2 separate regions of the Mus musculus genome follow, and region 2 is linked to region 1. The links are chromatin contacts, found by Hi-C or POLR2A ChIA-PET in ENCODE. All regions are on one chromosome and are shown on one strand. The core of a region is the stretch at or near the end of the contact, and the rest is flanking DNA. Distances in the headings are between cores, read along the strand shown. Region 1 holds the start of Wdr74 (WD repeat domain 74). Region 2 has its middle 22 kb from the start of Scgb1a1.

The links. Hi-C counts contacts between places; a loop is a spot of excess contacts on that map. ChIA-PET counts read pairs that join two places held with the same protein, here RNA polymerase II (POLR2A).
Region 2: a map of regulatory T cell shows a loop between it and region 1 (2.7-fold over the local background). The contact joins the enhancer-like site here to the promoter of Wdr74 in region 1. A Hi-C loop is called at or near these places in 1 of 37 maps with a recorded cell type or tissue (regulatory T cell). POLR2A ChIA-PET finds 5 or more read pairs at or near these places in 3 of 5 experiments (Patski and embryonic stem cell).

Annotation. Positions count from the first base shown.
Region 1 is chr19:8,734,294-8,737,894 of GRCm38, reverse strand. Wdr74 (WD repeat domain 74) reads right to left here and starts at 2,056. Exons shown (of 11, transcript NM_134139.1): 1 at 1,990-2,056; 2 at 1,802-1,908; 3 at 1,598-1,719; 4 at 166-241; 5 at 1-47. The coding sequence starts at 2,053.
Region 2 is chr19:9,064,384-9,067,984 of GRCm38, reverse strand. It overlaps a transcript of Ahnak not described here. Among named protein-coding and RNA genes, the nearest start is that of Scgb1a1, 22 kb to the left of the region's middle. Within about 2 kb of position 1,639, at least 1 of the 3 ENCODE cell types and tissues checked has a DNase peak (open chromatin) inside an H3K27ac peak, as active enhancers do.

The DNA of each region.
Region 1 (3,601 bases), core at 807-3,306:
TCTTGGCGCATCCTACACACCCCAGGACCCACCTTCAGTTCCAAGAGCTGAAAATAACCAGAGATGAGTTAGTCTCAAAGCCCTTAATCTTTCCTTTACCAAATTCCCCATCAGACCCCTACCCTAGCTCCCATCCTTTCAACCACCGGGACAGGTAAACCTTACTGGGTCAGAGGACGCCTCTTTGTCATTTTCACACCAGACTCTGAGGATCCCAGAATCCACACATGTGATAAGGGTGCTGAAAGCAAGCAAGAGAATATTGGGATTTTACAAAGTATAAGCCAGGTTTTATGGTGCACAGCTACCAGTGTGGGGAGTAAAGAGAGAACCTGGAATTCCACGTCAGTCTGAGCTACATAGTGAGTTCAAGGCCATCCTGGCTACATGAGATACTAAACAACAAAACATACATACCTTCCCTCCCCCAGCCCCCAGAAATAAACAACCCAACCCAAACAACGATAACATAAACCTCTTCCCTGGAAGCCCAAGCCGTTTCCCAGGCTCTGCACAACTGTGTCTGTGTTCTTCCACACATCTGCCACCCTAGGCTTAAGCTCTAGATTGCTTGCCTGGGCTGTGGCAAAGAGCCTTTGTGATACTCCTTGCTCCTACAGGCTCAGAGCTCTGTCCATGACACTTCCTATTCAAACCCAATACACTCTATTATCTAGGAGATAAGATCTCAACTCAGTACAAAAGCCCTTTCCATTTAATCGCAACCAAATACAATGCCAAACTTACATGTATACTGATGTTTCCTTGACTTCAGCCTCCAAATGGCATTTGTCCTATGTATGTAGCGTTTTAGTATGTTAACTCCTCCTTAGTCTCTGCTCAGTATCTGCTTTTTAGATTGTATCTCTTTTGTCAAGATTATATACTTGTACTTCAAGACCTAGTTCAAAACTCCATTCTATATAACCTGTCTGGAGCTCACCTGTTGAATTACCAAAGCAGCCTTCTTTCTTCATCGATCTAGAAAAGCTGCTCCCAGATTACTAACTTTGGTGACTCTTCCTTCCTAGCCACCACTTTGGAAGCTTCATTATCTTATATTTTTGTCAATCCTACTTAAACACGTGTTCAAAAACATTAAATTATGTGCACAGAACGTTATAAAGGAGCCAGGATAAAAATTCTATCTAGAGGGCTGGTGAGATGGCTCAGTGGGTAAGAGCACCCGACTGCTCTTCCGAAGGCCAGGAGTTCAAATCCCAGCAACCACATGGTGGCTCACAACCATCCCTAACGAGATCTGACTCCCTCTTCTGGAGTGTCTGAAGACAGCTACAGTGTACTTACATAGAATAAATAAATAAATCTAAAAAAAAAAAAAAAAAAAAAATTCTATCTAGAATGCAAACTTTATTAAGGCATGTGTTTTTCCCAAAATCCTTATACTTTTCCTTCATGCTTTCAATCGCTGTCCGATGAATGCATGTTATAGGGATGAACGTAAACAAGAACCTTGGTTTGCAATCACCTATCCCAGTGATTGTATCACCTAAAGTGTTTAACTTAAAGTATTCAGTTCAATCCAAGAGAGCCCCAAACGCTATGTAACCTGGGCTAGAATGTGGGTGGTCCTTACCCATCCGCCTGGGCGAGACCTCGGAACGTGCCTTCCCCGCCTGGGCAGTATCTCTGGCTCAGGAATGTACCCTCCTCAGCATTAAAGTACCTCACGGTTCTGTCCGCACAGCCCACCAAGATCTGCCAGCAGAGAAAGGAATGATGGAAGAAGGGCAAGACTGTCAGGCATCCCTTAGCTCCGGCCCGGCCAGAGGCTGCTCACTTGGGTCTCGCCGCCAGTGCCCCAGCACAGAGCATTCACTGCCTCCTCCCGCCGCGGCTGTCCGGACGGTGTGAAATTTGCCGCATGTTTCCGCTGAAGGTTCACCCCTAAGGGACGAGGACGTCAGTCACGCTGGGGTGACAAACAAGCGACCCCTGCACTGTCCCACAAACAACTCTAATACTCACCTTTCAGGATGCCGGTCTCAGTGCCGACCCACACATGGTTCCAGCGAGCCGAGGCAGTCGCCATCGCAGACCAGCCCGTGGCTTGCACTTCCGGCGCGCCACTACTGCATCATCAGCGAGCGCCGGATTCAGTCTGACAACTCGGGTCTCTCACTCTGTACCCGCCCCAAACTGTCATTTAGCCCCTCTTCTTCCCTCCTTCCTTCCATCCCTCCCCTCTTACCCCCAACCTTCAAAAAGGCACACATTTTAAATCTCAGCACTCTGGAGGCAGAGAAAAGAGGATCTCTGTGGGCTCCGGGACAGCCAGGGCTACAGAGGGAGTTCCAGGACAGCCAGGGCTGCACAGAGAAACCCTGTCTTGAATATACAAACAAAACGCACACACACCTCAAACAGGACATGCTTGTTTAAGGAGAACCAAAAAGTAAGGACCATCTTTGCACTGTCTGTGAAAAGCATAATTTCTAAACTGCAATACTGTGTGGAGCCAGGTCTCTTCCATCTCCCTATTTTGTGTTAATTATATCCCACACTATTAAAAGAATTTCAGAAGTTATTCTCTATTTTCTGACCATCAGTAGGTGTGTCTGCATATGGCTGCACATGGGTGCAGGAGTCCAAGGATGTCAGAGGAGTCGGATCTCCAGGATGAAGCCACAGATACAGATGGTTATAAGTTGTCTTCTAGATTCTGGGAATGGAACCAAGGTCCTGTGGAGGAGCTGCAAGTGCTTTTAATCACTGAACCATCTCTTCTTGAAAAGTAGAGACCTGGTTATGATTTTTATTTGCTCAAATTAAGGCTATAGTCAGAAATTTTATTTCTTTAAAAACCCAGGGGGCTGGCGAGATGGCTCAGCAGATAAGAGCACTGACTGCTCTTCCGAAGGTCCTGAGTTCAAATCCCAGCAACCGCATGGTGGCTCACAACCACCCGTAATGAAAACTGACGCCCTCTTCTGGTGTGTCTAAAGACAGCTACAGTGTACTTTCATGTAATAAATAAATCTTTTTTTTTACATTAAAAACCCAGTCACGTAAATATGGTTTTTTTTTAAATCCCAGGTGTAGCATAAGAGGATGCTTCAGTTTGTCCATAGCTGTTAACTATGATTGTCTCATAATTTAGGAGGAGTATGATTTTTTTGCCAGCTGCAGATAGTTTACATTTGCAATTATGGGGACTCTGGAGAGGGATAAGTGTAAGGGGTCCTAGAGAGGTGGGAGGACCTCTGAAGAAGGCAGAGGCAGCTGCTGCTTCCTACTGCTGCCCCTGGTTCCTGGTGTTGAAGTTTGATGAGAAGCTGGAGATATCCTGACTATGAAGATATCACTGCCCCAAGAAACACGATGTCCCTAATCAGCAGGAAGTCGCCTAGAGACTACTGTTTCTCCTTTCCCCTTTCCCTCTAGCCTTTTTTCTCTCCTATCTAGTGTTGGGGGATTAGAAGGGATTAGGGTGGAATAAGGGTTGGAAGGGAGATAGAGGTATAAGAACTCAATAAAATAGTTTTTAAAAAATTCCAACAGCCAGGCATGGTGGCACATGCCTTTAATCCCAGCACTCGGGAGGCAGAGGCAGGTGGATTTCTGAGTTTGAGGCCAGCCT
Region 2 (3,601 bases), core at 390-2,889, 330 kb before region 1:
TCTACTATCCTACCTTGGTTCAAAACTTTTACCCTCAGGCTGAGGAGATAGCTTAGTGGAGGTAAAGTGCTTGCCATGCAAATGAGAATAGCTAAATTCAGTCCCCAGGACCCGTGCAATCCCAGCACCAGCAAGGCAGAAACATGCAGGTCACTAGGGCTCAGCAGCCAGCCATGTAAATGGGGTTGTGGAACCTGCTTGGGTGGTAAGTAGTGATCTAGCAGGGAAGACTTAACTGGGATTTAAAGATTGGAAAGACGTGGGCCAAGCAAAGCCAAGAAAGAGCATCCTGACAGACAGTGAGAACCCTGGTAGAGCATGGGAGGAAAGACTAGCTACATCTAGGGGAGTACAAGGGTGCCAAGATAAAGAAAATGACTTACATAGGGGCTATTGAGGAAGCTGAGATCTGAGATAGAACTTTAGACAGCACAGAAAGTGAGTAGTCATGCCGAAAGTGCCAGGCAGCTGGAAGTCAAGGTGGAGAGGCAGATTTGTAGCCCTGGAGACCCCTGTGGTTGAAATGCAGAACCTGCATGAGAGGCAGAGAAACTGTGAAGAGAAGCGGAGGTGGCTGCACAGAAGCCCCATGTGGGGATTTCCAAAGTAGTAATGGTGTTGCCCTCAGGGGGCAGGAGGAGCGGGTGGGGAGATGAGGAGCACGGAGGAGCGGGTGGGGAGGTGGGAGCACCCACAGTTCATCACGGTTTTGTTTCTGCCTGGACCACAGTGGCGCTCACAGGAGGAGAAGCAGCTTCCAGAGAGGGGAAGGGAATCATTCTGGATTCCGGTTTTGACTTCTATTGTATAAATGCTGAATTTGCCTGCCAAGAAAAGAGGGTAGCAGCACACACCTGTAACTCCAGCACTCAGGAGACTAAGGCAAAAGGACTGCTGAGAGACCCAGGCCCACCTGAGCTACAAGCTGAGATTTGTTTCCAAACAAAACAAAATTCAGGCAAAAAAAACTCAGACATATAAGACCAAAACAAAAAAAAAAAATTTTTTAAGAATTTTAATTTAAAAACAGGGAAGCTAATTAACTAGAAATGACCAGCCTAGAAGTGAGATTAGACATCACACAGGTGGATATGTTCCTCTGAACAAAGGCAGAAAAGAAAACAAAGGGATGTGTTTGAGTTTTTAGGGGAGAGAAAGCTTTTTCTTCACTTCTCCTTGTGGTGTTAAATTGTCACAGCCTATCAACTCTAAATCCAAAACATTCCTAAAATCTATCTCTCTCTACTTCCATCTGTAACCCTCCCAGTGCTCATGAGTTCTCCACTAATGAATTTGAGTCAGTTGCTGCCTCTGCTCCCTTCAGCTCATCTTCCACTATGGCGTTTGTGAGATGAACACATACCCACATACCCAAATACACACACACATACCCACATACCCAAACACATACATACACGCATACACACTAAGCTGCAGCAGAAACACAGAGCGGAAAGAAAGGGATGAACTCAGAGAAACCACTGTGGAACAACACAGATTTTCCCAGGCCTGAGCTAGAGAAGCACCAGCTGCTGGGAGAGCCAGGTGTCTAGACTGGTTACCAAGGCAACCAAAGAGTGCACTAGCAGATGCAGAGAGCACACCCTCTTCTTCACCCTACAGTGACAGGAACGGCTTTATGAGCCCAGTTTACTGGTTCCAACCCATGCGATTTTACTGGTACCACCCAGCACCTGGCATACCAGGGGACACTCTAAAGTGGGAAACAGCCACAAAAGTCACAATGACTAACCCTTACTGCGTTGTTATAGTGTTCCAGGCACTGTGCCAAGTGTTTTACATGAATAAAATATCTATGAAGTTAAGATCAGACATGAAGACACCAAGGTTTAGGGAGATTGAGGAACGGTTAACAGCATTAACTTCCTGTTTGGACAGCTGGCTTGTCTCCGCCCTTCTGCTGAGTGAATGGGCTCTGTGGACTCTCCTAGCTCAGCTCTAAGGTAGGATTAAATAAGATGAGTCATGTTGAAGCATTTTAGCTAATGCCTAGCACAAAAATCATGGTTTCTATTGATCACTATAATTGCTGTTATGATTGATGGTTAGGATGTCGATCAAAACAAAAGCAAACTCATGTCTCTTTCTTACATGAAAACCACCAGTGGCTTCCTGCTCCTCACAGGAAGGTCTCACTATACCCTGCCTGCTGTAAAACACTCCAGCTGTGCTATGCCACACAGAACTTGCTAGACATGCTCTGCATGCTACTGCTGCCTCCCTGCCTAGAACATCCTCACTTTCCCAAAAGGAAGAAAGGTAGGCTGTCCAGCCTAGGGGCTGAGAAGATAAAGTGACTGCCATACAAGTATAAAGAACAGCCAGGCGTGGTGGCGCATGCCTTTAATCCCAGCATTTGGGAGGCAGAGGCAGGTGGATTTCGGATTTCTGAGTTCGAGGCCAGCCTGGTCTACAAAGTGAGTTCCAGGACAGCCAGGGCTATACAGAGAAACCCTGTCTCGAAACAAAACAAAACAAAACAAACAAACAAACAAACAAGTATAAGAAGCTAAGTCTAAAACCCCAGCACTCACATAAAAGCTGGTGGCATTGCTCATAACCCCAGCCCTTTGGTCTTACTGGCAGGCTTTACTGACCACCCCGCTCCAGAGTCTACAGAGTGAGTCCCAGGACAGCCAGAGCTACACAAAGAAACCCTGCCTCAAGAAACCAAACCAAACCAAACAAAAGTCATTGTGGATGATCAAGGAAGACACCAGACATTGACCTCTGGCCTCCTCATGAATATGGACACACACATAAATTCACAGTAAAGGCTGGGGAAGAAACTCCAAGAAAAGCAAATGTCTTAGAACCACTTTTTAGTGGAGTTTTAGTTGTATCAAGGACAGGTCTGGGTCTCATCTCTTTTCTACCAAAACTTCAGGTCAATCCTTGGAACAAGAATGCAGTTTAAAGGAAGCTAAGAGCATAAGGTATTTATGGCATAAGCCTAAGGCAAGATATGGGGTCAGAGGGAGGCTGTTCTAGCCTCGTTCCCTCCCAGAAACTTCCTCATTCCCAGACACTTATCTTCTGTTGTTTCACACCTTTTCCAGTCAGCCAAGTGATGGGACTATTGCTGGTAATTGCTTAGAATCATTTATTGGAATTAGTAGTAGTAGTAGTAGTAGTAGTAATAGTAGCAAAACCAGTAACAAAAAAGGAAAAGAAACCTAATCTCAAGGATAGGTGGCCTCTGATGGATAATTAGCCACATATTCCCATGAAACATGCTCAATGTGTCACAGGCCCAACCCAAAGAGAACAATAGTATAGTTAAGAATTTCTGAGCGCTTCCTTCATCCAGGACACTTTCCCTTTGTAATCTCATGTCACCTTTATGTGACATTATGATTCTCATGGCTCTGTTGCCCTGCTTTCAGCATGAGGGAGGCTGAGGCTAAGTTCAGACACCTAGCCAGGGAGAAAAGCTGGAACTGGGTAGCCTGAACCCTAGAGCTCCACCTACTACGCTGCGCAATTGATTTATTCCATTGTTCTGTCTGCAGAAGGGGCTCTGTTATGATCGACATATAGAAAGATGGGGGCATTTGTACTATTAATGAAGTTTTCTTTT